Linked DNA regions of Mus musculus: region 2 is linked to region 1. A link is a loop called in an ENCODE intact Hi-C map of the cell type or tissue named here. Cell type or tissue: gastrocnemius. All regions are shown on one strand. Links, peaks and the distances in the headings refer to the core of each region. The heading gives the core; the rest is flanking DNA.

Region 1 (16,278 bases), core at 4,233-12,232:
CATTCCTGTTGGGAGAGGAAGAAGGGCAAGGTTTGTGGAATTTGCTATTGTGTTGCTGGGTTAGGAGCAAGGCTGGTGCTTTTCTCAGATTCATTCTGTATGAGACCTGATGGACAACAGGTCTCTCTGTTCCCTGTGGTAGAGAGTGTGCCTGTGGGTACCAAGTGCTTATAAGGGTGTTTCCTTCAGGAGAGAGGCATGAGGTTCTTTTTTCCTTGATCAACTTTTCTTTTTGAATAAGAATTAGATGGAAGGGCTCGATCCAGATTTCTGAAGTTTGTGGATTTTCCCACAGTGCTTTTCCCATGGGGCCCTCCTTACCTCCCCAGAAATTTGAGCAAGTTGGTGATTATAGCAGACTATAGCTCCCGAAGGTGGCTGGGGCATTCTCTCCCATTCCCTCTGTCCCTCTGCCATGCCTGTCACTCTGTCATTAACATGTGGGATCTATTTTCCTTTTCTTTACACCTGGTAGGCTCTGTGACAATTATAGGAAGTGCCCCTACCTGTACAAAGCCAATTACCTGATAAAATCTATGACTGGCATCAGTGTAACCAACTACAAGAACCCACACCATGTAGAAAAGTCCCATGTAGTCACTTGTCCTCCTGGTGAGGTCACAGCCTCTGTGAACTGCAGTCCTGTGTGCAAACCACCTTGATCGTCTAGCCTAGCACAGCCCATGCCCTAAGCAGATACCCTTGAGATCTCAGCAGGATCTGGGGTCAAGCAATCTGCAGAAGCTTCAGCCAAGAAGGAAGGCACCACACAGTGTAGAGGCCTGTCATTGGACATAATCACAGCTCATCAGACCAACACTGATGGCAAAGCCTAGAAGAATCAACTGTACCTCTCTGAAGCAACTAGAATTTTATCTTGGGAATAGGCTGTGCACATAAAATACCATATGTACTTTAAGTAGTGGCTAGGCTGTAGCCATCAAACATGCTTACTGAAAGTTAACTTTGGACAGCTTGGAAGGACTCCAAAAATGTACATTTTACTTACTGTTTTTTGGGTACTTATCAATAGGTGGGGGGAGGGGCAGGAGAGTCTTGCAAAATGTTTGTCTTTATTTTTAGCCCAGAAACAAGGGTAGGGCTTACAACATGATTGAATACACTGGGAGTGACTTTACCACTGAACGCCAAATAATTTTTATTTTCTAAAGCAACAGCCGAAATATAAGCTTGCCTATGATAAGATTTAGAATATTATTAGCTGGATTTATTTTTATATTCCATGTCAAGTTCTATCCAAGATAGCAAGAGGGAATTCAGCACTAATGATTCCAAGTAAAAGCCCATCATCTTCTAGTTAGCAATATGCACTGAAGAGTCATTAAAATTTCCCACTGCTTGGTAGCTTACTCCTTCTCATCACTGAGTAATATTCCATTGTACGGATGTGCCATCCTTTGTCCCCTCATCCACCAAAGACATCTTGGTTTCTTCTAGCTTCAGGTGATTATGAGTAGAACTCTGACCAGGTATCACGTGGCTTCTGTATGGGTTTCAATCGACTCGGGAAAGGGCCTAAAAGCATCATTGCTAAACATACGGCGAGACTATATTTAGCCTTGTATGTTCTATTTTTTGCTTGGGAATGTTACATTTCTATGCATATGAGGTATAAAAACACAATGGGTCTCACGGGACTTGTAAGTGATTTTTCTTATTTTTATTCACTTCTATCTTTTGCCAAGTGTGTTTTAAAGTAACTCAAGCAAGTAGTATATTTATGAACAAGGAGAAGTTAATTTTGGAGGCACAGTTAAACAACATGAACACGTGGCACTGTCTACATCTTGGCTCACCCTCTCCCTGGCCAACAGGGATTGTTGTGGGGGTTAAGAAACCTCTGTGGAATACTAGCAAGAGCACACTTTCCCCTTCCTAACTACAGCTGCTGTCTCCTGTTGTCCCTTGTATGTTTTGCATGCCAAAGACTTCAGAGTATGGAGACCCAGAGTCATGGCAGTCTTGAGTGTCTCTGTTCTAACAGTGGGCTTTCTGCTTTGTTTCTGGACCAATCCCCTCTTCACATACTCGTTCTTTCTCCAGAGTCCAATCTCACTTCTGATCCGAGTTCCCTTAAACATAAAAATCCATCAAGGAAGTGTTTATCTGGGCTTAACCAAACCCCTAAATCGCCAGGCTATGGGAAGTGTGTAAGGAACCACCCATTCAGGCGCAAACCAGAAGACCAAGATGGCTCACTGAGTTCGGGAAGAGATGGTTGTCACTCTCAATTGTTGTATTTTTACAAAGAAGGAAGAAATCTGGCATCAACTATCATACAGAACACTGAGTAAATAAATTCAATTAGCCCCAGCACACATGGGAAGCAGGCAGTTGGAGCAGCATTTTCATATGTCTATTATGATACTGACAGGCTAAGCAATACGCCCTCCCGCTTCTGAGGGAGAAGGATGAATATTTTATGCCTTGTTCATTTACTCTTCCCAACCCCTCCCTCCATCCCCGCCTCTCTCTCTCTGTTCTCTTCACAGTTTCAGAATTACCAAGAACCCTTTGAAGATAAGAGCCGTGAGGCTGGTGAGTCCTTCATCTCCACAAAGTCTAGATATTATCTTCTCACAGTGAAGGAGAGATGCTGACTAGAGCCCAGCTTGTGGAAACATGAGGCTTCTTTGGATACTCACTTCCATGACATAAATTATTAAACTGGGGTGAAGCCACCTCATGAGTTTGTCAACAGAGGAGTGAAATTTATACACTCTGGTTTTATTTTTAGCTTGACATGGGTTATAAAAGAGAAATCTGAACAGCCTGTGGAAACAGCACACCACTAAACTATGGCTCTAAGCACTCTGATGACATTGGTCATCTCAGCTGTCACTCATTTCCCTGACTCCACTGTTGTAACGGAACCACTTGCAAACAAAATGTCCATGTGTGAGTGAGATCAAACAATATCCTAAATGACCTAAACAGAATTTCTCCTTCAAGATGGCTTCTGCCTAGTTTTACTTAAACATCGGGGTCACAGTTGGAAAAAGAGAGAAGAAATCAAAACCAGGCATTGCTGTGTCTATTCTATCATGTCGGGGGCTATTCCAGAGGCTGTCCATGCTGGGCAGATGGAGACCAAGAGCAGACTCGTCTAAGACCATTCAAGGAAAGCATCTTCAAAAGCCACAAGGCTGGGAACAGAAGCCATCCCCACCCTCCATCTTTAACTTAGACCAGTAGGGTCTGCCCTATTCAGTCTATAGATGCAAATGCTGTATTAAAGCACATAAAGTTACTACAGGACACCAGGAACTAATGTGCCACCCAAGGAAAAAAGATAAAAGCTAAAATGTCAAACCAGATGATACGTCAACTGGTCACAGAGACTTCCCAATGTGTCACTGATGATCCCTGTCCCCTTCTCCAAGACTGGCTCAACATTTCCTTCTGCTCAAAATCTTTCCAGTCACCAGCTGATGACAAGCTGGCCTTGTGAAAGGCCCTGCTACAACACTGGCCCACAATGACTCTCCTAGGATCCCAAGTGAAGGCCCACCATTCTATGCTAGGACCCCACCCCCACCCCATCTTCCTGAGGCCTTACTAAGAGACTCCCCTTACTTCTACTTGCACTGTGCACGTCGGTGTCCCCTTGGGTTTCCAGAGAGTCACCACTTGTCCTTGTTGTTCCTGCCGTTCCTTCAGTGTGCCTAATGTGCCCAACTGACCATCAGAACTGAGTTCGCTGAGAGAAGGATCTATTCAAGAGACAGAAGACAGTTCTGGGAGTAAACACTTGGCTCACCCTCGCCTTGTTAGTGCTATGCATTCAGTATGGGAAAGAGAAAGTGGAACCTGAAATACAACTTCAGTCATTTTCTTCTGTGCTTTCCTGTCACGATGGCCTTGCAGTTGTTTCAGAAACCATTTTTGAGGAGTCCGGGGTGTGGCACCTGCCTTGCACTCGTGGGGCTCTGGACCCAATGCCTAGCAACCATATTCCCAGCCATGTTTGAATGGTTGGTTTCTGTGTAGAGTCTGTGTAACGATGTGCATAGCTAACCCTTTGCTTCCTACATGTTCACCAAGGTAACAGGGTTTTCTTCCAGGGTCGTGGACAAAGTGATTAATTAGCACCTACTTTTTCCTCTGCCACGAAATAACAGTAACAGCAACAGATCCAGGTGACTGTTTAATTTAATTAGGCGTGGCAGGGATGGCTGGAACTCTGTGCTGGACTGTACGGTACAGAACACCTGTGAGTCCTGTTTTCATCCCATAACATGCTGTTCCCAAATCGGGAGCCAGGCTTCTGCTAATCACAGGGACACTCAGAAGGCTGAGTCAACAGCTCCCTCCCCCTCAGAGATTAAGCTACTTTTGTTCTACTTGAAAACAAATTAGCACAGTGCCAGAATAGTCTGTGGGACCTTGAATGTGCCCCGCTCAAGTGACACAAAAGTGCCGGCATCTGGGGAAAGGAAGACGTCCAAGATTGATAAAGAGGCACAGCACCTTTCCCGCTATCCCTCTTATGCACAGCCAACGGGGGTGGGGGGAGAAGGAAGCCACCAAAGCCCTCCCCTCACCTACTCTGCCCTTCTCTAGCTGATGATCATCCAGAAGATCTTCAGGCTGATGTCAAACTACATTATGCGGGTTATCTCCCCTCTGTAGAACTTAAGCGCCGTATGTATTTGGGCCAAGTCTAACGCTGAAGCGATAACCACATGCTAGGGAAGTATTTAGTCTGCTGTTGGTTTATATGTGGCATCTCCTCCATGGGTTCCTGTGTTTGGTCACTTGATTGTTCTGGAAGGCTGTGGAACACTCAGATGGAGTAGTATTGAAAGAGGTAGGTTGCTGGAGGGCAGGCCCTAAGGCTTGACAGCCTGCTCCACTTCCTGTCTGATCTCTGCTTCCTGCTGCATCAATTATCAGGGATACACGTGTCATCCCGGGACTGCCCAGGGCCTTCCTCTTCAGAATGGGCATTATCCCCAGGAATGGTGACCAAAATGACCCCTCTCTCCCTCAAGCTGCTTCTTCTTGTGTATGTGGTCACATCAAGACAGGTCACTAATTGTCCTTGTGTAAATAAAGGACCAAGCGTGTCCTCTTTTGCTTTGTTGTGGGAACTTTTCAGTGTCTAAAGGTCCCTAAGCCAGGAAGTGAGTCCCTCCAAGTTCAGACACTCCCATTCCCAATGACTCGCCCAAGTCAAAGGCATCCTTCAACTCTAAGGACAAGACAGAAATCAAAAGTTAGTGCTGTGCATCATTTGAGAGAAAAGAAAATCTCCTCATTTATACAAAGGCATCTTGAAAGGGTGAATCAAGATCAGTGCAACACTTGTCAATCTTGGGAGCTCATGCTCCAACCGAGCACAAGAAGCAGACCGGAGTGGCGCGACTGAACAGCTCTCGCGGGAGGACGGCCTCTACATGGTGAGTGTTAATTAAGGAAAACAAGACAGTGTTTTATTAAACAGTGAGGAGGACTCCCGACACTAGCAGAGGCAAAAGGTTGCATTCTGCCAAGTCTAAAGTAATATATGCTTAAATTATTTGCAATGAGAACTGTGAACTCCCATGGAATGAAACTGAACAGTTCTCAAGGTCCGTCTGGCTGATTTATATACCCCCCCGCCCCCGGCCCCTGGAATCTATCTACCAAAGACAAGAAGAAAACGCCACCATCTTGCTTATGACTGTGAAGTAGTCAAAACCAGAAAACTGCTATAACATTTCCTTTGAATACATGAATTTTCAACCAAAGTTCTAAATGCTAAAAATAATAATAAAAATCTCCCTTGAACATATTATCAGTTCTTTCTCATATGTTCCTAAGTAATGAAATTGGATTCACAAAATTAAAATAATAATGGCCAATAATGGCATAGTCTTCCCCAGAACTGTGCTACTATCTTACGTAATTTGTACAAATTCTCCCTAAAGTGAGTTCCAGGATCATGTCCATTTTGCAAATCAGTTAGCTGAACTTGGTGTGCCACTAGTTTGGAGCACATCTGTATCTATGAATCTTCCCCCATGCACAGATATTTATGGGAAAACACAGAGCACTGCTGTTTCAGGTTCATTTTAAAGAATCCTACACAGCATCACAATACATCACAATGCATATATCACAATACATATATCAACACGGAGATTGGCATGGTTTTCTCCAAAACAGTTCCAATTCCTTTTTTAATTGCTACCTAGCATGATGTAACTACTGTTCTCCTGCTGACAGGAAGAAAGGTCTGCCTTCAACTTTCTATAAACAGCACTATTAATGAATGTCTCACGCAAGCTTCCTCCTTCATGCAGGCAGCTGCCCATTGTACACAGATGTAGAAGTGCTGGGTCATAGCCATGCATGTTTAAATTGCCAGAGATATTAACCACTACACTGCCCTCTGAGAGAGGTGTTTACCGCTGGTACATCAACATATATTTTCCTACCATCAGGTCAAAGTCTGATATTATCAAATTTTAAGTTTTTGCCAATCCAAATGGATGAAACATGGGATCACATTTTAATTTGCATGTCCCTAATTTCAATAAGTAGTATTAGATGACACCACCTAAACTGGCAATTAAGGTCATTGAGTGATTGTAGGGACATATAAAATGTATATGTACACTAAACATATTATTTTACTTTAAGATACCAAGATGTATATTTCTTTTCTCATCTATTATCACAAGGAAATGGCTTTTCCTTTTCATGAGGGATACCGACCATGTCCTCAATGCACAGCTGAGATTCCTGTTTGATTTCTTAAGGGAAGTTAGAAAGTAATGGCCTCGTAAAAGAATCTGAATGTAGAATTCAATTAAACAGCAAGCTTTTAATAACCCGCCTTCATCAAGACTTTTCAAAGCATTCCATTTAAATTTCACTGTAACAGCTCTCTCCATGCTGGTGTTTCACTGGCTTGCATATTATTTAACTAAATTACATAATTACAATGACATTCAACCAGCACAAACCGGTTTGAGAACCAGCACACCTCTGGCTCTGGGAAACGGGAAAAATCAGATGAACAAAAGCTCAAGTGTGTTTAGGGGGCAGCCCACCAGAGCCCCAGTGAAGCATGCCTTGCGGGGCAGTGTCCTTCAGGCACACAAAGAAAATGCATCTCTAAGTATGCACAGTCTAGAGCATGGGGAACAGCCTTTTGTATGCCTGTGAGGGTCTGTGCTCTACTGTGAACCACTGGGTCTATTCGTTTCTTTTTTTAAAGAGATCACCCTTTCCTTGTATATTTAGAGGTACTCTTTATGTATCTCAGATATGAGTCCTTTCACTGTGTTCTGATCACAAGTGTTTTCTCCAAAGCTCCTAACCACCTCCATCTTGCGGCTATTCAGTTTTTCAAAAAGAATTTGACTCTGATATCTGAAAAGAAAGCTCTCCCTTTACAGTTCTTGTTAATCTAAGTCGCCATGAAGAAAGTCTCCCTTTGCCAAGACCTGACATAGCTTTCCCTATATTTTCTTCTAATTCTCTAATTCTGAACTCCAGAAGCTTAAGGCCCAACTTTTAAAGCTAGAAAAGGAGAATCTGGAATCCAGGTTGCCACTTGTGTCTGAATAGCTTTTTGATGGTTAAAAAAGAAAAGCAAATCAATCTACTACTTCACCTTGCTTAAGGAGGTAAGAGTAAGAACCAACGTAGAATATGCAGATGTAAAGCAATGACAGAAATCAGGATAAATGTCTGCTGTGGATTCTTCTGTGATGGCCACAGACGAATCATCAGCCATGGAAACTGACGGAAAGGCTTAAGTGACGGGAGATCACAAGCTTTATGGAGTGACTGCTGGGCAGAGTGTCCTGCGAGACTGGACACTGACCAACACACACACCATACTAACAGATCACCGAGAATCACTTCGAACTTTGGAAAGCATCCTGCTCATTCCAGAATCAAAGACATCTAACTCCTGTTCCCACGAGAATGCTTGTGCACTGGAAAACCGCCATTGGCAGCACAAATCCCAATCATTTGGCCAAATGTAGGCGCGGGGTTGCCGTACGTGTCACACGAATCAGCCAGAATGACCCGAAGCCTCTCTCTTCAAGTGTGTTTGGCTTGCACAGGATACTAGTGTTAACTCTGAGCATAGAGCGAACAGGAATGCGTTTGCAAGGATGCGAAGGGGGGTGGGGTGGGGCAGATTGTGCTGGTCTCAGCAGGATGAGCAGCGAGGACAACCTCAGTCTCCAGCTTCCTCAGGTTTCCAAGGGACAAGCACGTGGAGCAGAGGTACAAAAGCGGGGAGCCAAGGCCAGGCTGTCCCAGGCCAGCTTCCAGCATCAGTGCCGAGATCTAGTCATTGAACCCACACTGCATCGAGCAAGGAAAACTCTGCTCTCTAGTATCGAGTATTTCACCTACCCAGATCTTTGCTTTGCCTGTTGATGATAAACACAGCAACTACAAACCTTCATGTGAGAAGCCTGGAAAAACTAACTTTTACTTTTTGGTCATCGTCCTTTTCCCATGCATTTAAGAACTGCTGTTAGAAATTTAAATGCCATTTATGAAGTATGTCATTATCTAGACTCTTCTCAATACCCTTGTCCCCCAGTCTGTGTCCTGGGGATGGAGCCTGTGGACCTGTCTGTCCCAGGCAACTCCCCCCCCCTCCCCACCCAATGCTGAGAAGTCCTTTATTTTCAATACTTAAAATATAAAATATTCCCTTGCTGACATTTTACTATTTAGGGCCGTTGGTCACATGTTTAGAAGAGAAGGAAGGAAGCAAAACTGATCGCCTCTAACATCCACTAGAATCCTGATGGAAAATGGCAGGCATGAGGAGGGGCTAATACTGTGTCGACCCCTGTGCTACAGTAGAGGTCATTAAGGAATGAAACATGTATTAGAAAAAATGTCAGTGGAGCAAAAATACTTATTGATACACAGAATCCTAAAAAAAAAAATCCTAAAAAGTACATGCACTCAATCACATAAGTAAATAATCTAAACATAAGATATATGCAAAATATGAACAAAACCCATCATGCACCAGGGCAACCGAATAAATATACACTCTTAATTATTTTAACCTCTGAGAAATCAATTAATATAACTGCCTAGATATTTGATTGAGGCGGGCTGCTGGGAAGAATGTGCACAGTGAATGATGCCAGAGCAAGGAGCTCCCCAGCCTCCATCATCGCACTTAGCGCATGAACTCAAATGTGTGGTACCTTCGACACCATGAACGTGAAGAATGGGCTCTTTGGATGCGGACCTATTCTAGAATTCTGTGGTTTTCCTTTGAAAGGCAACTTCCTCATTACAGGTTTCAAATAAAGAAACTCTACTATTCATCCTGATGTGGATCTGTGTTAGGAGGCGAGGGGTTAGGTCTACCTCCAGCCCATCTCAATCCGACATCAGGGGTTTCAACTTCACGTCTAGAAACATTAACAATTTTGCTGTTTTCCCTGGAGCGTTTCTTATCAGGATTGAAAGGGGACCTATTCTGAGACAAACAGGATACAGGGTAACGGTGCAGCTTCCAGGCAAGCTAAGAATAGCTACAGCGTTTTCAAGAAATCTTGAGCCAGGGTGTGAGCCTCAAATCAATGTGTGATGAAGGCTTTCTTTTTCTTTTTCTTTTTTTTAACAATAGCCACCGCAAGTCACTGTTAAAGGAGAACTTCAGCTCTTACCAGGTTTTCTTGGTTTCTGGCTGCTATTTTCTGCTCCTCTTCTGCCCCATTTTTCATGTATTTGACCTCTTCCACGGGTTTGATCCTATACTCATCTGAATGACAAACAAAAAGAAGGAATTTTTACTCCAGTGACAGAGAAGTGTCAGCAAAGCACAAGCCCTACATTAGACTCTTTCCCATGCAGCTTTTACACGTGGCTTATCTGGAACAGTCTGGAAGAAGCCAGCATGGACAGCTTGGGTCCCTGGCAGTAGGTGCTCTGCCTTGCCTGTTGGAGGGCTGGCTGAGTAGTCCAACTCGGAGACACCCTGTGTGACCACTGACGTTATACACGCAGCAGACACTGAAGATGCAGGCGCTTCCATGCATCTGAAAGTCACTGGAATCCGGGCATACTGGGAGACACTACACACCAGCCTAAGAGGATGAGAACATCTTCCTTTATCCCTAGGAAACTACATGTGCAGAGTGCCTGCAGCAGCATACTTCAGCTGGACGGTCACACATTCATTTTTCCCCGTTTTGAAAAGTATAGAACTGTTTATGACTATAGAGTTGTACCAACAAATAAGACCAATTGGAAATGGAACTTTTTCATTTCAGGGCTCTTTTCATTAAACCTGCACATCTATACTTTTGTGTCTATAAAGTTACAAGCACAGAGCTAAACTATCAATTAGTTCTAAGCAGGTTTGGAAAGGTCCCATGGTGGATAGTTCAGAGGGATGTAGAGGGAACCTAGACTTGAGAAGAGAACACAAATCTCAGTCAGACCCTTCATGGGACAAAAGTCAGGAAAGCTGGCAGCCAAAGAAAGTCCTTCTCTAGGACAGAGCTTTGGCGATGACAAGGATGACATTTTCACCAGGTTCCTGTCAACAGGAAACGACTTGGGTACATCGAGTTTAAAAACAAGTGTGATTTTTGACTCATCTTTGGTCCAACTTGCAGGGGGAGAAACATCACAGAAATTATGGACTTAGAAAACTTCATCAGCAAATTGCCTCGAAAATGGTATGGAAGCACTTCGAAGAAAGACAGCTGCTCATCACTAAGTTTGATTTTATGCTAAGAAGCTGTAACATATTTTCTTAAGGCCTATGAGTACAGTGAGTATATTCCTTAAAAATGTCCCATACTAATATTCATAATTTGCAGTTTTCCAATGTAGTTGTAGTTTCTCCACCCTACTTCTATTATTAATTATTATTATCATTAGTATTATTTTACTTATTCACGTTATATCCTGCTCACTGTATCCCTCCTGGCCACCCCCTCCCACAATCCTTCTCCTCATACCTCCCTCTTCTTCTCCTCTGAGTGGGTGGGGACTCCCTGAGTATTCCCCCACTCTGACACTTCAAGTCTCTCTGAGGCTAGGAGCATCCTCTCCCAATGAGGCCAGACAAGGCAGCCTAGCTAGAAGAACATATCCCATGGACAGGCAACAGCTTTTGGGACAACCGCCATTCCAGTTGTTCAAGACCCACATGAAGGCCAAGCTGCACATCTGCTACATATGTGTGGGAAGGCCTAGGTCTAGCCTCTGCTTACTCTTTGGTTGGTGGCTCAGTCTCTGAGAGCCCCAAGGGCCCAGGTTAGTTGACTCTCTTAGTCATCCTTCCACCCTTCCTCTTAACGCAGTATTTCTGAAATCTAGCTATAGTTACATCCCCTTTTGCTTGTCAAATGTTTCTCTTGGCCTCATGAAGCTAAGGAGATTTGCATGTAGGTGTAGAAAAGACCCAATGTTCGTGACCAAGCCATTTGCATTGTTTTTTTTTCCACTTGGTAAATCAAGGTAGATATTGAATCTATTAACTTTTTCTTTATTTCTATTGTATGTTTGTGCATGAGTGTGGTATGTACATGTGTTCTGGATTCATGTGGTAGCCAGAGGTCAATGTCTGGGGTCTTCCTGCATCACTTTTTAAAACAGGGTCTCTTGCAGAAACTGGACTTTATGATTCAGTTAACCTGCCTGACTGGCAAGTCCCAGGGATAACCCCATCTCTGACTCGCCAGTAGTGGGATTTCAGGGGTGCACCCTTTCACCCAGCTTTTTACATCGGTGCTGGGGATTTGAACTCAGGTCCTCATGTCTGAGCCACAAGCAGTTTACCAACTGAGCCATCTCCCGTGACCCATTTCAACTTGCTTCTAAAGAAATCTGAGAAACTTGTATACAATTACAGTAATGAGCCCTTCAGGAATCCTAAGTCTAAAATGATCAAGTTCAGAGATAGATTTGAATTGACAAATACAAAGTAAAAGTATTTCACAGCCTGTTATGATGGCTCATGTGTTTTATCCCAACATGGAAGACTGAGGTGGGGAGATCTTGATGCTGAGGCCAGCTTATGCTACATGGTGAGTTTGAAGTCAGTTTGGGCTACCCAGCAAATGCTATCTCAAAATTAAGAACAAACAAGAGAATCTCATCCTCTGATTTGCTATTCAGATGAAAAAAGGAAGTTAGTAATACCAACACGTTTAATTAAGGATTGTTTACTCATGAATTGCAAAACACTGCTAATTAAAAAAGAACAGACATAATTATGTTCCCAGTATAATCATGCAGAGATCAAAATAAAGGTAAAAACATAAAAATTAAAAAAAAAAAAAGGCATCGCAACTTTGGTTTGAGGCACTAACGGTTATAAGTCACAGCACAATGACATAATTGCTAGGGTTTAATTGAACGAATGCATGCTTAGTTGAGCCTTCAATTATTAGATATAACAGCTATCACAATCTGGTAGACCCTGTTCTCCTCAGGGCCCCAAACCTCATGCAACAGGGCAGGGAAGATCACACACCAGTAGAGAACCCAGCAGAGACTTCTGGAAGACCAGGCAGCTCTCTGCACACTACACAACACAGGTGTTCCCCAGAAGGGGTCACCCTTCTTCCCTTGCCCACGGCCCTCTTCCATCTGGCCCACCACAGCCCAGTCTGAGCAGATGCTGAGCAGCACAGGAAACATTCACTTTCTTTCCTCAACCCCTGCAGGATCACAACGGAAACGAATAGACCAGCTAGTAATATATTTCTCCAAGGAAATAGAAAAGCCCCCGGTGCCATGACTTCCACAGTAACATTACTGCAAACATGCGCTTTCTTCCTTTCTTTTCATCAACTCAGAATCCTGACCAACGTAGACAGCAGGTAGGTTTTATGGTTTCCTTTGCAGCCTGGCTGGCTGTCCAGGGCACTGTTGGGACAATACAATGCGCCTAACAACTAAGGAGAAAACAAACATCTAGGACTATAAGCTTGGCTTATTGTCACTACTTACAAAACATACTATGCAAAATCCATCCTGGGGTTACACAAGAAATCAGCAAAAAGCCACAATTAAAAAAAAATAACCCAAATACTTAATAAAATAAACTAAAATAAAGGGCCCGTCAGATTTCTGAAGGCTGGTGCCTGAAATGAAGATGTGCATCTGAAGACAGCCCTCAATGAAGATGTGACCCACAGGAAAGGCTCTCTTCTTCCGGCCTCAGGGTGAGGTGGATCCAGCATTTTGGGTTATGGTGGCAAGACACTCACTATTGAAATCTAGATTTCCTTTTGTCAAAGGCCCAGGAGAGTTCATTTTTTTACCTCACTCCCCTTTTATCAAAGCCTGCATTGTGTGGTGAGGGGGACAGCCACCACTACAAGCCAAGCCAGTGTCCTGATAGCAGCAAGGTGTGGCCCCTTGATGAGCAGAGGCCGGACTGTCTTTCCCCCTCACATCTGTTCCCTTTCTTCTTGTCAGGTGGCTTATTAAAATGCAAGGCAGGAACACAGGCCGGCTGTTCAGCCCCTGTAAACATGTTCAGGCTTCCAGTCAAAACAGATCTGTGGTGGGATTTTTAGCATCTTATTCAAGGTAACAGCATAGAGAATTAGGGATTGTTTGGTCGCAGCCATTGACGAAAAAGAGAAGAAAAAAAGGCTGTCAAAGCTGATTCAGATTTTCACTCTTGTGGAAAACAACTGTAAGAGCCCTTCTTAGCTGAAGGAGCCTTCCTGGAAAGCTTCCGAATTCCCTCCTCTTCTATCTGCAATGCTTGTGAAAATTCTGGCTTCTAATAATCCTGAAATTAGAACAGCACTTATCTCCCTCTAATTGATTAAAATCAGGGTGAGGTTTTGTTTGTTTGTTTGTTTGCTCGCTTCCTTTGTTTGGAGACATTTAATTTGTTACTGCTTGGTGTATATGGGTGTTTTGTCTGCATGCATGTCTGCATTACACTAATGCAATGAGTGACCTTTGAGGCAGAAGACAGTGTCCAATCTCCTGGGACTGGAGTTCCAGAGAGCGGTTAGCCACCATGGTGCTAGAAATGGTACTTGGATCTTCTCAAAGAGCAGTCATCACTTTGAACTGCTGAGCCATCTCTCCAGTCCCAAAGACAGGGACTACTACTATTAAGGAGCCTGTTGCAGACCCATCTGTAAACCTGGGAGACAGCAGAGAGCACCTGAAGGATAGCACTTGGTGTTATGCCTAAGCTGCAGGTTCCCAGATTACCGAGGGAGCTGGTTCCCATGGAAACATCTAAGGGTCTTTACTATAAGCTCTCAAGCAAGACCCAGAGCAGCAGGTCAGAGTGGGAGCCTCTAAGGGTGCAGGGTGCTTGCTGTGGTTACAGCAAACTTGGGGAATTTCCATACAGATCAGCCAATTAATATTTCAAAAACTCATGTCTGATGTAAACTGCAGGATCTGAACACAAGGGCAGAACCACCTGACGCACAGGATGATCAGGTTATCTGTTCTCTGCAGGATGTCTCAGGTTATCTCCATGTACCTTGATCCTGCTATTGTAGCCTGGGTGTTGCTAAGGTGGGTTGTCATAGGGTGTTTGCTCAGGTGGACTTTGTGATTTTCTTCCTTGGATTGGAGTTTAGCCCCTGGTCTCCCACAAAATAGGGTTTTGTTTTGTTTTGTTTTTCAAAAACAGAGTTGGTTCAGCTTTTCACTCAGAAGGGTCAGTCCAGAGCTGAAGAGGTGGAGCAGAACCACAAGCATGGACTGCCCTAGTTAAAGATCCCGGTCCTCAGGGGGTTCACAGCTGCCTTTAACTGTACTTCCGGTGGACCTGATGACTTTCTCTGGTTCTGTAGGCATTCACACACATCACATGGCATGCATATACACATATAAACAGAATAAAAATTTTTTAAAAATCTTTAAAAGGGGGGGAGGGGTTGATGCTCCCTTATTCCATTAATGACCATCAACCATTTGAAAGTGTAAATTTGAAAACACAAAGATATGCGCGGGAGTCAAACTACTAAACTTTCTAGCAAGAACTAAAAGTAAACAACAGTGACACACACACACTCACACAGAAATACACACATATAAATATACACAAACTCACGAGTACACACCTATACAATCTTACACACACACTCAAATACTCCCACTCACACATATACACTCAAATATACACTCAAACACAATTACACATTCTGAAAGATACACATACACCCTCACACGCACGCACACACACACACACACACACACACACACACACACTTGAATGGTTTGCACTTGAAAGCTTATGTTTTTGCAGAAAATACAGAAGAGATGGTTTTCTTTTCGGCTTCCTTCCTAAATGTCCCTTTATCTTAAAGAGAGCTGAGCCAGATCCCAAAGAGTATAGAAACTCTCATCGTGCGTCTTGGGAGGAGACAGTCTTGTGATGTTGGGGGAGAGATGAGGCATTTCCTCCTATCCCGGGAAGAAGGCTAGAGCTGAGCCAATAGTATTAGCAGGCAAAAGGAGGTCTGATGCTAAACCTTCTCCTCTTCAAACACCTCCCTGAGCTCTGCAGGCCTCCAGCGTGCAGGCCTCCAGTGTGCCAGCAGATCAAGGTTCGCTTTTAATCATTCCTCATTTGGGAAACTCCTATCAAATATACTTTAGGTGCTGGGTTCTGTGATAAACTATGTAGGGGAATAGGGGACAGGGGTGTAGATGGTGCCAGGGAGAATAGCTGGGGGGGGGGGAGAGCCCCTACTCTGAGAATTGCTTGGGCATATCCCTCAGCACATAGAGCCTGAGAGCATCTCACTGCCAAGGTTCACCAGATGGACTCTAAATTTGGAACGGCGTTACGTATGGAGCACACTCCACTGGAGAACACAAACTGCCGTCAAGTGCCTGAGCCAGGCAGTCCTTAACCTTAACTTCCTAACTGCCCTTGCATAAAGTGATCTCATCGGCTCTGCTGTGACAGCCATTGCTGAATAGTTTCTAGGATAGTTACACACACCCTGCTCCTAATGTTTCAAAGAGCTCTAATATAAGGTTTTTGCACATTCATAGGCATTTCTGTTCTTTTCAGGGTTTAGATCAAATCCTGATAAATAAAAAACATTTAAGGGTCAATGACCTAAAGATCCCAACTGCTTGAAAAGAACAAGGAGAATTTTGGACTTAAACTTGTGGGGACTGAACCCTTAGAAGTCTACTAGAGAAAGTACAGCTACTATTCATCCTTACATACAGCCCTGCTGAGATACTGCATACTCTAAGTATGTGACTATCACTCATAAAATTCCTTGTGTCTTTCTGTGTGTTTATTCAATAGTGAAA
Region 2 (16,278 bases), core at 4,625-12,624, 91 kb before region 1:
GAGGAGGTTGAGGAGGGCTGGAGAGAAAGCCAGAACAAAGGCGTAATATTCTAGACGCTTTGCCACCATTATGGCAGCAGGGTCCTCTAGCAGGATGAGCCAGAGCTGAGGCCACGATTGCCGCATGGCCAGCTTCCCTGGGGCTTCTCAGAAAGCCAGCCTTTCAGCTACAGAGCTGCTGCCTGTTCTTAGACGGTGGATTGTTAGCGGGCTCGAAATAGACCATTCATTTTCTTCTTCTTTTAGCACAGAAGGGTCTCACATCTCCAAACACCACCAGGGACCTGAATGTTTCCAGTCAAAACCTTCCCCAGACCACAGACCTCTGGTAAGAGGAAAGGCTTTGGAGGGCAAAGAACCACCCACCAGCCTGGAAACCACAGAGTACACAGGAGACAGAGGCCTCTTGCTCTTAAATACTGGGGGCCTACCACCATTGATCCATAGATGCTATCTTCCCAGTCGGCCTTCCCCCTACTCTCCGCCTCAAGAAATACATCAGTTTGCTAGGTGTGGGGAGCACTGATTGGCTACTAGCTGTCATGTGCTCTCAGAAGCTGCCTGTCACAACCAATCGCGCAGTAAGAACGGAGCACAGTCCTGTGGGGAATGGGTGCGGTTCTTCAGTATCCCTTAGTGCAATAGTCATCTGGTGGATACCAAATCACACGCGTTTCTTGTTTAGAAGAGATCACGTGCTGTTGGGAGCTACGGAGACTTTGGGCCAGACAGGGTCCAGTGGATGCGTGACTTTGTTATGGCAAGAGAGTTGGCAGGAATGGTTTGGGGAGAACCCGGTACAATGCCTGAGATACTAAGATGATGCTTGCAGATCGCTACTGTTTCTCACTCATGAGCCTAAAAGGTTGAGAAGAGAGCCACCAGCTCGGGAAAGCAGCGAGGGAGAAATAAAGGGGAGGAGGGAGAGCCAGGAATTAGTAGGCAGCAGCCATTGTGAGAAGGGCTGCGGGTAGAAACTGCGCGTAATTCCATACCCGTGCCTCAAGGCAGTGCGGATCTACGGCGGAGGGTTTCCGGTGGGATTCAGGATAGGAAGGACATACTTCAGACACCAGTTTCTGTTGAAGGATGGGCAGAGTATCCTAGAAGAAAGGCAGATGAGGAGGTTCTGCGTGGCTCTGGCAGAGGCTGGAGTGATGCCAACGGCATGTCATCCTAAGATGTAAACATGAAGGGTACTAGAGCCGAATGGTGATAAGCAAGGCCTCTGAGTAGAACAAGCCTGAGTTGGTACTGTGTTTCTACCATTTATTGCTGTATGACCTCGGACAAGTTAATCTCTTTGAGGCTTAGTTTCTTTAACTATAAAAGAGTCAGTAGCTATTTCTCTTTTCTTCCTTTCTTCTTTTTCTCTCTTTCTCTCTTTTTCTTTTTCCTTTATTTTTGGCAGCACTTTAGCATTTTATTTATTTATTTATTTTATTATTTTTATAACTTTTTTTCTTATTCACTTTCATCCCACTCACTGCCCCCTCCCAGTCACCAGGAGTGAATTATATGAGCTCACGAGGATGGGTCAGAGGATGGATCTGCTGCCTATGTGATGTGGACTGCCAGTCCACTCTGCCAGTGTTCAAGCAACTGCTTTGGAAATCAGGAAAGTCTGGAGACCATGTTACCCAGGATGCTTCAGCCTCCTTTCCAATCCTTATTTGCGTATCTACATTTTGGAGGCTCCTCAAAGCTCTTCCCTTCCAGGTGTACTGGGGGTGGGGGATGGGGAGAGATATTTGAGGCGACCTCTGCTTTCAGCAATATCCTCTGAAGGGTCTGAGATACAGTCAGGAATGCCAGGCCCATCATTTCAAAGATAAAGGAGGCTTTGGGAAAACTTGACGTCAGGTTTCTCCTATTGTTCCTTGGGACAAAGCCTGTGAGAAGAGGGTGGGGACTAAAGTCAGACAAGGCCTTGTTAGTGACTTCAGTTTCATTCCTAGCAAGACAGAGCTTGGGAAAAGAATTGATTCCCTTTCATGTGTCCCCCGCTCCTCACACACTACTCAAACCGAGCCTTTAAATCTAAAACCCCATTTGTATTCCAGTCTGATCATAGGGTACTGGGATCCCTGTGGGCACCAGCCTGGGTTTGTGATGGGTAACTATCCTTTGGAGACTTTCAAACTGACATAACTTTGAGGGATCAGCCAGCATCCTCTACCTTGCCTGCATCCCCAGCTTCCAGCTGCCCCTCACGCCAGGGGAGGAAGATGAGTCTTTACAGCTGCAGGTTATTGGGGACTCTCTATGCTGTTGCATGCATGGCTCTCAGTCCTCAATCAGACAGGAAGCTGCAGAACTCAGCATCAGACTCATGGCCCAGTGCTGAGCATACCAATGGCCTGAGCTCTGCTAACAATTGGAGCAAGTGCTTGACATTCTAGCCATGAGCCTGGCTGCCCTGTTTTGGGTCATACATCAGCAGGCAATTCCCATTCTTACCAAGATGCTCTTCCTTTGCCACAGTATTAGTAACATCAGCTCCTTTCCTCAAAGGCACTGGGGGTGCCCAAGCCCTGCTTTTCTATTCAGTCAGCTGAGGAGACCTTGCAGGGAGTCTAAGTTTTCTCCCCACACTCCCCACATCAGTCCCCTGAAACCCACTGTCCTTCTTCATGGAGAGGCTTTTCCGGGAGTGGATATTTGCTTTCCGTGGTTTGCTGACAGCAGAATGTAAAGAGCTCTCTGGGTTGAGTTCTAGCCTCCCACAGTCAGGCTTGTCATAGCAGGGCTAGCTGGGTCGATGCAGGGATGGAGCTATATTGCACGAAGTCAGCTAGTCCAGTGCTGTCCTGCACGGAGGTTGCCAGGAGAGGAAGCAGGCTCTATGTCATTGAATAGTCACAAAAGCCTCTCCCTTTGCAATGGCATGAACAAAAGCATGCCTAGAAACCAGATAACCTGGAGGTCTAGCCTTATACCAAGCGCTCAGTCACGTGGGTATTGCTCCTCATCATTAGGTTAAGCTCTCTGCCTCTGTAATCAGCACTGGGTGGCCTCTCTCCAAGACCTAGTCATCTTTGCTCTGGGTAGCGTTGTTTCTCCTGGAGCACGCTTAGCAGCCTGTTACACCCTCCTCTCCCCAAGCTCCCTAAGAACGGGCCCTTCTGTTGAGCTGCTTGCTAGTGTCCAGTCCAATGGCTGAAGAGGTGCACACATGGCTCCCCTCCCATCCCTCACCTCACAGCTGTCCAGGAAGATATATGCAAATCCCGAGTACAGCTCTACCCGCCCCCCAGGGAACGTAGGATGACTTAACCTGAGGTCTGGACATTGGTATTAAGGAGAGGTCCCCAGTTAACCTAACATACAGGCATGGTGGAGACCCATCTGTTCATGGCTCTGCCAAAGTGACATCATATTTGCTTAATTAATAAATTTATTTAATGTGTTTGAGGTGACAGATTCTCATCCCCTACCTACTTGTAGCACTTGTCTGAACCATGAAGACCTGGGGTCACACATGTTTGGAAGGAGAGCTACTACTGGCAGGCATTTTTTCTCTGGTGTTTGGAAGCACTCAGTAACTCACTAAGTCGTTTGGAATCCGTAGACTGCCTCCATAGACTGACTGTTCTCTCTGTTTCCCAGATGCTAAACCTCAGCCTCAGTGTCTTCTCACCTGCACACTCTGGTTCTCACACTTGGGCCCATCACTCATCATTCCTAAATCTGTAGATTGGTGTTTTTGGAGGAGTTAGATGGGATGGCTAATATACATATCCATCTGTCTAACATCCATGGCTCTGCCCAACCTGTGCATGTTTTAACCCCCCTCCCCCCACCCCCACCCCCGGCACCCCCGGTGATTCTTCTCATTAGCTTGTGGTAGGACTCATTGTAAAGTCCATTTTATCTGGCTGTGCATTGGAAAGTTCAGGGCTTGTTCTTCACTGAGGGCTTCTGCCATTATGGAAAGCAGTCATGGGCAAATATGGGGATGCTGGGTGTGAGGTTCCAGGTGGCTTTCAGCTGTGGTGGAGAGGTAGGTGGATGAGATGTTTTAGGCCCAACTGCCCACCGTCTCCCAAAGACTGGATCAATGTCTCCTCCAAGGCAAAAGTCCTGATCAGAATTTGATCTCAAACACTGCTCGATGTCCAGTTCTTTCCCCAGGTCACTTAAGTTATGGGATTTCGTGTATGTGTGTGTGTGTGTTTGTGTGTCTGTCATCTATATTGAGAAACTAGAGGGAAAAGTTATAAACATGATGAGAGATTTGGAAAGCTACCTGACCTGAGTGCTGTCTGCTTCGCAGTGTGTGTGTGTGTGTGTGTGTGTGAGTGTGTGTGTGTGTGTGTGTGTCTATGACTGGAAACTGTTCATCCTGTACACATAACTCTTAGGGAAATCAGGCAGAACCAGAATTACACTGACTTCTGCTTGGGGGGGGGGGGGAAGAATCAGCCTTTGTGATTCTAAGTGGGTCTGTGCTGGAAGAATGGAAGAAACAGGTTTGTTTCTGTAAGATCCAGCTGGGACTCAGGACCATGCTAGGCTCAAGCCTTGGTCCTGTTCAACAACTCATAAAACTCAGCAGAATTTGAACTTCCAACTTGATGTTTGGAGGAAAATGCTGACGGCGGGGGAGGGTAGCAGTGATTACAGGCTCTTTTCCCCACTATAGCTCTTACCACCATACCGTCAGGAAAGCGGGAAGATACAATTTCTATGAGCAAAGGCTGCTGGGCCACCAGATCAGAACACGTGCCATGGAGACTTCAGTGCCAGCCAGGCAGTTGCAGGGATGAGCTGGGCATGTGACGCACAGGCTCACCCACCATTCATGCTGCCCCTTTGGCAAGCTTGACTTTAGAGTGGCAAAGTCTGAAAGTCCTCAAGCCCCAGACTCTTTACTTGGGTGAGTCCAGAACTTAGCATGCAGTGAACATATAACGTATATCAGGTTGGTGGAATGACTAGAACAAATAAATAAGTCTGGGAAACAGATGGCTTTTTGTTAGGCTGTTTCTAAGGACTGCCTTCAGGCAAACTTACAAGGAGACTATTGCTTTTTATTAAGTGCAAAAAAAAAGGTTAAGTAATTTTCCCAAGGTCTCACGGGTAGTGTGTGCTCGAAAGTGTGTACTCTTGGGGGAGTACCCAAGAGATAAAGCTCAAGGCATTATTTTGTATATTCCCAGGTGTGCATTTTTACTAGATCTCTGGATTTGTGAATGTTCTGAAGTAGATGGGCAAGTCGAGAGATGGCAAGAAGGTTGGGGGCTCCCAACTGCGTATCTGATTGAGTATGTGTCCTGTGGAAACAGAAAGGGAAGAAGACAACCTCACGAAAGTGGAGTTAATAATAGAGAAAAGGAAGGCAAGGAATATCAACAAAGTCTCACACAGACATCTCTCTACCCACTTCAACCCAGACCCAAGTAGTAAAAGAAAGAACAGAGCCAGGACAACTGTTAAAAATTATTTAATAGAAAGTCCAATGTCAAAATGTAACAATAAACAAAAATACACATGTATAAATATGTATATATAATTAGACTCGTATACTTTCTCAGACCCTTTTCAAAATGGAACAGAATCATCAGAACATTTTGATAGTCAAATCAAAAATAATATTCAAGCCACAGTCCACTGGTGCCATGGGATTGGTATGGCCTAATCACTTTGAGGGTTCAAAGAATTCCATTCAGGAGAGCGTTGGGATAATGACAACGTCCTTTTCGGGAGACCCAGGGAGGGAAGACGGACAATGGCTGGCTTTGTACGGTGTGCTTGTTCTTAGCACCGGTAGCCACTACTGTCTAGGGGCGCCTCCCCTGCCAGGGCTCTCGGTTACTTAAATTTAGGCTGTGTGAGTTTGTCTCAGACTTCTCAGACTCAAAGCTCTCGGGGGATTGCTCTGTGACTTTTTCCTTCTGCAGGCGGAGGGCCAAACAGTGGTTTGGGATGCCATTGCGGTACTCTGATTTGCGCAAGAGTAGTGGCTGTTCAAGTGGGTATCCAACACACCAAGAGTTACCCATGGCCACACTTAGTGCAGAGAGGAAATTACCTTTGTACTGATTTACGTATCGCTGTTTTAAAATTGTGCCCTTTTCTTCTATGTCTATTACTATAGAAGTGAATGGATGTATGCTATAACGGATTATTGTACAGGAGGCTGCGCCTCACAAAGGTTTTGGGGTAGTAGTCACGTGGGATGGAAACAGGTCCATGTGCAGGCAGCATACCTCTCTCCATGTTCCCAGGTCCACCCGAGCTGATTTTTTAGGTGCTCAGAAAGGCAAAACTAGGTTGAGGTTGATTGTTTCCCTAGTAGCTTTCCCTTGAACCAAGGCAATCTTCCTAAATAACCGCCAATACCTGTGGGAGGAGCCTTTGACACCTGGCGTGGAGGCAGCTTGACTGTGTCTTGCCAGCGAGATAGAGATGAGTGAGAACTGAGCCAGGCTGGGGGAGGGGCAGGAGATGATGAGGGGGCACCCTAATTTTCAAGTGGGCTAGGGAGGGGCCACATGTTCCACTGGCTTACAGCATCAGCATCCATACAGACCAGAGTTAGGCGGTGGGCTACGACAGAGGGAACCACAAGACACAGAACAAGAAATCCTTCGGTGAGGAGCAAGAGGTCTAGCTGGGAAATGGATGTTAGGTGTGTCTGGCTGTACCCAGGAAGGGGGTGGGGGGCAAGCAGCTTGAAGCTGCAAGCATCAGGTGCAACAAGGAAGGGCTGCCTGGAATTCTCAAGCAGAGAGGCGCAGCCCTGTGGCTGGAAAAGCCGCCCTCAGCCTCCAGCCTCTCTGGGGACCTCACCCCATGTGAATCTCTGCCTAGCTTTCTGGTCAAGCTGGCTTATTACTTATTGCTAGTATTCTAATGGATCGAATTCTGCTTCTTCTACCTAGAACTTTTCTTCTTCTTTTTTATAGGAGAGAGAGAGAGAGAGAGAGAGAGAGAGAGAGAGAGAGAGAGAGAGAGAGAGAGAGAGAGACCCACTGCTGTGAACTGAATAGGTTCTTTGGAAACCCTAAAAGGCACTGTGACTTGGTTTCACAGCCCGATTCTGCTGCCCCCCCCCCCCCATCTTGCCCCACAAGGTCCTCAGCCACTGTGCACAGTCTGCATTTGCACACAACTTATTTGTACTTTATGATAAAAAACAAAACAAAACAAAGCCCCCACCCCCAAGCTCCCCAGCTCCTCTTTCCTGGGCGAGACTCAGGTATGCACTTGTGCCCTAGCAGAGGCCTGGCTGCCTCCCTGGTCAGTGCTAGTGACCTAACCCAGGGGAAGGCTATGCAAAGGTTACGAACTTGGCTAGAACCACATGCTAAACAGGGAAGCCTTCACCACTCCCTGAATATTTATTTTAGGGTACACTCTCATCTCCAGGTCTAGGCCAACCTAAGTCCCAAGAGGTATTTTTAGCCATCATTTCTCTAAAGACAGGTCAGGATGACCCAGCCCTCTCTCCCACAAATCTCCAAAGGAGATTGAGCCCAGGTAAAGCCCTTGAACTCCAATAGCTTTTAGAGGCAGGAAGAGAAGTTGGGAAGGGGAGAGAGGATGGTGGGCATGAATCTTTTCAGCCAGCTGCTGTGTATTTCCAGAGGAAGGCAATCCCCATCCTGAGAACGATCACATCTTGCTCTCAGGGACAACGCGGAGTGGAGTGTGCAGAGGCATATCAGCAACTCCATCACAGTCTACGAATCCACAGCGAAGCCGCAGAGCCTGGTTTGCTACCCTGTTCTCATCCTTTGCGCTTCTCTCTGCTACTCTAAGCTCCACCCCTATTCCCATGAAGGTCCAATGGCATGAAGGTCCCATGGCCCACCTATGCAAGACATGTCCTCTCAGCATGGACGACTCCTTGGATAGCTTTCTCTCTGTGCCCAGACAAGGATGAATTTTGTTCTCATTGTTTTCTGGAAGCTTCTATGCCTGGAGCTGGCTGGCTACCACTGCGATGTGATCCCATAGGGTCCTGCGATGTCTCTAAGGTGGCCCTTCTGGATTGTTTCCCCCTCGTGATAGGCCTCTGGAGGGGAGAAACTGGTTCACCTTCATATTGCTTGCTCATCGGCTCAGGGCCGGGAGCCTACCAGGAGTAACTACACCTGAGACAACCCGAGGAAAAATACTTTTAACTCTCCAGGTTGGTAACATCACGTCCCAGTGGAGCAGCTGCAATGTCACAGTCAAGGCCACACTGATGAGTGGGAATGATGAGCAATGCTGGGGCTGGCCCTGGCACGTGTCGTCGATCCCAGTGACCTGGGAAAGAGCATGAGCCAAAACGTGGATCTAGAGGCCCAGAGAAACCAGACATGCAGACACAGGCACAGAAGGGCACAAGGTGAGAGCCCACTCACAGACCTCGGTGCTCCCATTGGCTGTAAAAGCAGCCACGGGGTTTTGCTGTATATACTTCCTTGTAGTTATGTGGATATTTCCCTCAGACATTATTGTAGTGATTACAAAATGGTAAGCGCCAGCTTCCCCCTACCCTCAGCCTGTCTATGATTAAGTATTTATGTTTTGTTTATCCATCTATCGTTGTGTATGTATTAAAAGAATAGATCCAAATTTAAAGTCCTAATAAGGCAACTGTCTGGGTCTGATCCAAGAAAACAGTAATTTTATGAATTTACATCTTTCTTTGGATGGCAAAAAAAAATCTGGCTTGGCATCTCCTGCAAAACTGCTCAGTTGTCTGTCAAAGGAGAAGAGACCCTGAAGGTCTGGACTGAAACGCTAAGCTTTTATTTTATTTTTGACTCCTGGGGCTGAGCCAAGTCGCCCCCTGAGGTCTAATTTTCAACCCTGTAGAACTGAAGGCAGTTCTGGCTAAGTTTAGGCTGCTCTTTTTACTTTAAATCGTATTCAGTCAAACTCAAAGACCTGGTCTAAAAATAGTCCCCGGGAAGGGGAGAAGAATGTACCAAGGCAAAGAGACAGTGCCATACAGGAGACTTGGGCATGGTGGGACCTTCCTGACTTTAAGGAATCCCTCTGGCTTCCAAGAGATAAGAGCCATCCCCACATCATCCCGAGGGAACGTGCAAGTTGCTAGGTTAGAAGCAATCAGCATCTCGAAGACCTAGTCACAAGGAACCTGGGCAAGGACATCCTTTTGAATGAGGGTGACTGTGGGTCCCCTCCAGGTAGCACCTTTACCAGCTGCTGGAGCGATGAGTCATCTCTTGCCCCAGGAGTCTTATGAAGCCAGGAGATGAACTCTGTGGAGTTCCTGAGCTGCTGGCCCATCCTTGGACTACAGTGACCCTCTCTAGGTTACCACATGACTTCTGAAAACGTTTAAGATCTTGAGAGTCATATCTAGGTCTGGTACTTAAAACTAGCCTGGAAAATTCAGACTCTCGATCAAAAAGAAACACTCAACTGTAGCCTACCAGAAAGGATCTCCATCCAGGTCACTGGTCCAGGCATTATCTCCTCAGCCTTTCAGATCTCTCTGCGTTTAGCCTACCGAAGAAAAGCCTCTGAAGAAACAAGCTTAGGGGACTGAGGGGAGCCGGGGGATCCACAGCACCCAAAAGGTGGAATAAGTTGCCTCTTTTCTCAAAAGCTGAAAGGATGTGACAACCCTCTCCCACAAGCCTTCTCCCTCTGAGCCCCAAAGTCTTCTGTCACCAGTGGCTTCTTCAGGTTCTTGTGCAGTTTATAGGATTAGGGAGGGCCAGCTAAGAGTCCCCATGAAGATAGTAAGCTGGTAACGGAGCCAAAGAGAGACTGTAGAAGGTGGATGCCCCTTCAAGGCTTGTTTTTTTTTTTTCACAGTGTTGCAAGGTGTGTAGTAATAATACTAATAGAAATATACTCTAATGATGTTTCCTCTTTCAACACATGTGTTTTCGTTGGACAGATGGATTCAACTGTAAGACACACTTCTTAGAACTCGGGGGTGAAGGGACTGTTTTGAGGGACACACGGAATAAGGACAGCATGTCATCGGCAACACTAGCCACAGACTGAACATAAATAACAACGATTAGAGCTGCTTTTCCTCTTCCCACTCAAGATAAACTCAGATCTCAGCTACGATGGAAACCTCAGCATCACTAACGGCCCCAGGCTTTGTCATAGGGGCAGGTATTCTCCCACAGACTTGTGAGGGTTGTTTCATCCCCCCCCCCCCCGAGATATAATAGAAAAGGTGACTGTGGACAGATATCAAGGTGCCTTCCCCATAGATATTAGAATCATCCACTTATCTGCAAAAAGGAGATCCACGGACCTCATTCAAGGCATTCCACCAGTTTATCCCAGAGCATCTGTAGAGGGCTCACATAGCTTTGCAGGGGCACCTTGGGGTCTGCCAATCCACCCATGATGTCTTGAAGGCCCTGCTTCCAGCTACTATTTCATTATGCCTTTTAAATACATCATCCCTACCCACCGACCATGCCTTATTTTTCTATTGGAGTTATAAACAACTTAACAAAAGGACTGATTTCTAAAAAGGTAGAAAGAAATATAGCCCAGAGATAGCTTTCTGGTGGAAAGAGCCAGAAAGGCAGTGTTCATGTAAAATTAGAGTACAACATGATGCTGCCCCATCCCTTGTTTTTGAGAGAAGCTTAAGGGAGCGAATTCTGATACCAATCACTTTGTCTTTCAAATGTCTTTTGTCTTTTCCTCCATTAAGAAGGTGATCTTTTCTCTTACTATAAAACAAACATATTTAATGAAGTTTCTTTTCTCAGGACTAGTAGAGATGGGGCAACTTTTAAATTCTCACCCAGCATCTAAACAGGACTTCTCACTATGCCAAACTGCACTGTAGGTGACTGAGGGACAGCTCAGGGGAGGTGTAATCTGTTTCAGCAGGGTTATAGGACTTCTGCTGGAAGAGGAGGAAACATGGATGTGAGGTTGGGTGGAGGACGAAGTTATAACTTAAGGTCGGAGGCCATCAACTGGGTCAAGTGTGAAGCTTACCACACCCGGCTGGGCAGTTGTCTCTCTGGTACACCCAGGACACAGAGCGGCTCTATAGTGGAGGAACAGGCAGGCGCCTGGGAGCTGAGAACCAAGGCTATTCCTGGGCCATGTATTTCTTACTTGAGTCATCAAAGGCCAGCTTCAGATGCTAGGCACAGCAGACAGGGAGAGACCAGCCACTGTGTGGCTGTTTCTGGGGGCTGACCTAGTTTTCTCATCACTGGACTTTGAAACTTCTTTGTTCCTAAATAGACCATAATGTCACTCTATGCTTCTGCTTAAGCCTGGGGCTAGGAGGCCTGGTCGAGGTAAAAGCCTCTTTTGAGCTTGTCTGCCAGTAAGAAACACGTACTCAATTATGAGAGCAGCACTCTGTGGTCCTGAATCGCTGCCAAGCAAAAGAAAGCCGCGCACATACTGCTGAACCTTTACAACTCTACAACGTGGGGAAGGCGAGCCGTGCGTAACCCAGCTACACATCTCTCCAGCAGGCCCACTCCGCCCACTGGCCGCTAGACCAACTGCCATAGCACACAGCCACACTAAAAGCTCTCCAAATAACCTCTGTCCATTCTTCAACATTTGTTTCCTGGTTTTACCAGGCCATTTCCCTGCCTTCCTCCCTCCTCCCAACTCTCGAGTCCTACAGACAGGACAACTAGCAAGATGTTCCACTATCTCTACTGGACGATTCTTTTCATTATACCTGAGACAGTCTGCTTAATGTTCTGACATGGGGGAGGGGCATATATTTTTAATTTAGATCCTTCCAGAAGGTATAGAAAAATAAAGTACAAACACAAATCACTTGACAATTTTATGATTCAAACCAACAAATGGAAAACAGACAGTTTTGAGTGTTGCTAACACAGTCAGGCATTTCATGCCAACCCAGTCATCCATCCCATTTCTTGGACCTATTTCTAGAGGCGACCAAACGTGCGTCTGAAGATAGAATCACTTCGTTTTACAGCAAAGTATCCGAGAGGAACATGGGCGAGAGAATGGTGGAAAACCGCTGTTTCCTAAACAGCACTTAGGGGCTCATTAACACTCAAAAGTGAGGTTCCCGAGAGACATGAGTGACATCCAAGGTGCTACCTGTGACCGAGGGAAAGGACATGGGTGTCTCATCTTCGGGTACAGGGAGCTGGTCTTCTGGAAAGACACTGTCTTAGACACCAAGTAGAGGAGTCAAACGGAAGACGTTAACATTCACTTCATTCTTGCTTGATAAGAACATGAGATTCCGGAATAGGCCATCCAGAGAACAGTGAACAAAGTCTCCAGTGAACAGGGCTGAGGTGGGGTTTAGCAGTTCATTTACAGTTGAGGAAAACTATTTTTGTCCTTTGGCCGAAAAAACACACGAAGGGAGGGAACTTAAAACCCCAGACTGCTCGACTCTCCCCGTATTTTCTGCTTGAAGCTGGATAAAAAGCCTAAGCTTTGGGCTGAAACTCTGTTTATATAACGACCACAGCTGCTCCCCAAAATAGCTGCTGCTGGATGCAAGAATTATGGCATTTTGTTGCTAAACACCCGAGTCCATTTTCTATAGAACTCCACTGCATTTTCCCCCTCGCTTTTGCTGCCTTGGGTCTGACAGGAGATGAAGAATCTGCGGACAGCTTTGAAAGCCAAGGCTCATTTCGGCAAGAACGAATTTAGCTTCCTGTTTTAGTCTGTGTGGCAGACAATTTCCAGACAATTGGGAGCATCTTAACTGTCTCTCTTGTAACTATTCCATCTTCCAAGGTGGCAGGCAGTGTGGCTGATCGTGAGACCCTTGAAATTCACAACCCTCTGAGAAAAACACAGCATTCGTGTGTGTGTGTGTGTGTGTGTGTGTGTGTGTGTGTGTGTGTGTGTAGGACAAGCTCAATCCAGGACTGCTGGCGTGGCATTTAATAGGGTGCCCTCCCCTGAAAGTAACAAAGAGAACCCTCATCAAAGCTATCAAACACGATTAAAAAAATACAAAAGTTATTTTTTCTCCTTTTGATTGCTATTTACTTGTGACAATATTTGTTAAAAATATTACTTCTGTCTTTGAGAAGAGATCATTCTCTTCATATAGTATGGAAAAATAAACTCTACTGAACACACAGTCAACACTCCCCACCACCAGGGGCTTTTGGCTTTCACTTCTCCAAGTAACATCACCAGCGTGGATGTCCTATGTTTTCTAGTAGGCAGACATTTTTTTTTTTTTTTTTAACCCACACTACCAGAGCTGGAAACAGAAACGAATGAAGGGGCAAGGCTCACATAACACATCGAAGGGGGAACTCAGAAAACAGCGTGTTCTGATAAGTTAACAGAGTGAAAGGTTGACAGTGGTTTCCAGCCCTCCTAAGAAGTCACGGGGTTGTCGCCTCATCTCCTCTGACCACTCACAGCCCTTCCAAACCATGTTCGATGTCTCCAGAAGGGTGGGGAGCCATTTAGGCCAATCATCAGTGTCCCTGTGAAGGAGGACTTAGCTTCCACACCTAGGGTCATCTTTAACTGAACTGGATGAATGGGAGAAGACAAGGATACAGAAAAACAGCAAAATGTTTATTTTCTTAGAAAAAAAAGTGAGGAGGGAGGGGTTGAAAATGATTGTGGTCACGTGGTCACACTTCCATTTGCATCTGAGCAAAAGCCAATGCTACAAGCTTAATCCTGCACTAAGAGTCCTAGTAAGCGGAACAACCTACTGCTCACTTGTTCCTTTGTCACTTCCGGGAGTCAGGTTAGGTTACAACAGGCTTTCAATCAATTGTGGCTCTTTCAAGCAGAGAAACTAGGCTCACCGTGGCCACCATCCCATGTCCAAAGCCCCACGTTACCAGTGAGAAGCAAGGCTCAGGCCATCTCTGGACCACTCGAAAGAGATGGATAAGGAGAATAGAAGGGAGGGGATGCTTGACATCAAAGCAGAACCAGGCTAGAACTGACATCTGTATCAGAGTTCACCTCTACCCAATCGCCGAGGATACAGGCTAGAGAGCATCCTGAAACCAATAACATCTTTAAAGTGAACTGCAGAATTTTGCTGCATACTTGGACACGAGAGAAGTGAAAAGTTGCAACAAGTTTTAACTAGCAGCAACAAAGAAAGTTCCAGAACAGTTTTTTTTTTTGTTGTTGTTGTTTTTGTTCTTGTGTGTGTGTGTTTGTGTTTAGCAATATTCCTCTGCAGGTTCATTAAGAAACACTGTAATTTAATGGGGCATAGGACATGGAACAGTCTTCGTTCGCTATAGTGCTGTTCAGTGAAGAGAACCGACCTTTGCAAAGGTTTCAACTGGGGTGCAACCTATTTACACAGTAGTAGCTCCTGGTCCGACTGAGAACCGATGCTATGTGATATCCTCTTCTTCAGAACAGTAATCCCGACCCTGGGAAGAAACAAAAGCAAAGGTCACATGGGTAAACAACGTAAACCAGGGTCAAGAATAGCCGAGGCTGGTCCATTTGCTTCCAACTTACGTCTGCTCTGTAATAGACTCGAGTTTTCATCAGTGACCACTGGGTTTAGACTGATGCTGCACACGCAGGAACACACGCATGCATGCACGCACGGTACATGCGCACATGCAGGCTGATTTTCAAGCTCTATTTATTCAAGGCGTGATAGACCAATCCTATAATAAGCTTTTTAAAAACACCGGGCAGAATTTATCTCAACTTATATTACAGGCATATAGGAGATACAGCTTACACCAAGAAAGTCAAAGTGTTTCTCTCTCTCAGCAGGAAGACACAAGGGTCACTTTCAGCGGCTCACATTCTACAGCTTCCCCCACCCCCACAATTGGATTTTAAAATGTCACAGGAGAAAGGTGTGTAAAATCCAGGGGTGCCTGAGTTTTTAATTCACTCTAAAATGGTTTAGATGAACCGCAAATAAGGGTTTTATGAACACACGTGACAGATCTGGGGCTGTGGAATGTCTTAACAGATGACTCCAACCACAGGACCTTTGATGAGCCGGCCAGCGAGTAGGTTCCTGGCAAGTTTGAGGACAGTAGGAAATGGCTGCTTTTGAGGCTCTTCCGTTCCCTCGCCACTGTGAAGACACAGCTGGGACCGGGATTGAGGTTCTGTATCTGACCTGGCTGGGCTGTCCTGATCAAAAGTATGTAACTTCCTCAGACAGTACAAGACAAAACCACATTTCTGTGTCACCACAATGTCACAGAAGGGCTGCTGTGAAAGGTCAAGTTGGATTATTTGGTTTGCACCAATCACTTCACTGGTTTCTCTCTTCATGTGCAAGCTAGATGCTCTAAACCTGGGCACAAATGCTCCTTTAAAAACAGATCTTTTGGCTCAATAACATATAAAAATAAGAACCTCAAGTAATATAACTGAAAATAGTGCATGGCACTAAGTACTTTGGTAGTTTATCTTACTTAGATAAGCAAGCATCATCCCAAGCTATCTTCTTGTTAACTATTTTATAATACACCTATATCAGGCAACCTCCAGACATCCTTTGTTCTTTTATTTTGGTTCTATTTCATTTCTATAGTTGATGTGCATGAAGTATCGGTAGCAAACAACTCTTTGTTTACCATGTATCTACTCCTTTGATTTCAGGCTGAATTTATAAAATTATAAATCATATTTTATTACAGTAAAAAAACCTACGATTTTTTGGTTACTAGATGTACTTTTCTAACCCCCCAGCCTATGGTTCTTTCCAGCATATTCAGTAAAAAAAATATTTTTCAAACAAACCCAGAATTTTCTAAATAACTGGAATCCATTCTTAAAAATACCAATACTTAAAAATTTTAAAATGTAACTATTCATCTAACATGTAACATGTTTAAATGCTTGTTATACATCTGCATATATTGGGAATATGTCACAATTCCCTAATGCTAAGTGCCACTATAACGAATTTTTAGTCCCATGTCTGGCTGCTAATCCTGGCTGTGTTTCTTGCTGATTTTGGTACCTTGTTCAAGTTACCTCTTTTAGTCTCAGTTTTTCTCACTGATCAAATAAAAATGAGGACAGCTATTTAACATGGCTGTTGAAAGTATTAATAGAGTCTAAATTGTGACTATCATTTGCTCATAGTGTGTGGGCACATGTATACAAGTATATTTCATATGCATGAAGAAAACACAACAAACAGACACACGCTGCCATACAACGAAGCCCTGGGACCCACAGAAGCAGGGCTGATAACCCACTTCTTGACTTTCTGAGTGCCTTGCAGAGTGTCTAAGTCCAGTGCCAACTTGAGGTTTCATTCATTTGCGGCATAAAATCTCTAGTGGATGGAGAAAATGGACAACCAGTGCTCCCAGGAAGAGGATGTAG

The links. Peaks named below come from ENCODE experiments on the same cell type or tissue, not always from the same donor. Only the 100,000 strongest peaks of a DNase experiment are listed, where the experiment ranks them.
Region 2: it touches region 1 in a loop (2.4-fold over the local background); 3 of 42 quality-filtered maps call a loop at or near these places.

The regions. Positions count from the first base shown.
Region 1 is chr1:151,970,755-151,987,032 of GRCm38, forward strand. 1700025G04Rik (RIKEN cDNA 1700025G04 gene) reads right to left here. Exons shown (of 6, transcript NM_197990.3): 3 at 9,672-9,766. Among named protein-coding and RNA genes, the nearest start is that of 1700025G04Rik, 110 kb to the right of the region's middle. In gastrocnemius, for the core only: no CTCF peak of the experiment used is centred there; DNase peaks (open chromatin) are centred at 8,177 and 9,942; H3K4me3 peaks cover 1,679 bases; H3K27ac peaks cover 4,998 bases.
Region 2 is chr1:151,879,094-151,895,371 of GRCm38, forward strand. It overlaps 1700025G04Rik (RIKEN cDNA 1700025G04 gene), which reads right to left. Exons shown (of 6, transcript NM_197990.3): 6 at 5,431-14,339. The coding sequence ends at 14,301. Among named protein-coding and RNA genes, the nearest start is that of Edem3, 130 kb to the left of the region's middle. In gastrocnemius, for the core only: no CTCF peak of the experiment used is centred there; DNase peaks (open chromatin) are centred at 8,267, 8,795 and 11,381; H3K4me3 peaks cover 2,593 bases; H3K27ac peaks cover 6,965 bases.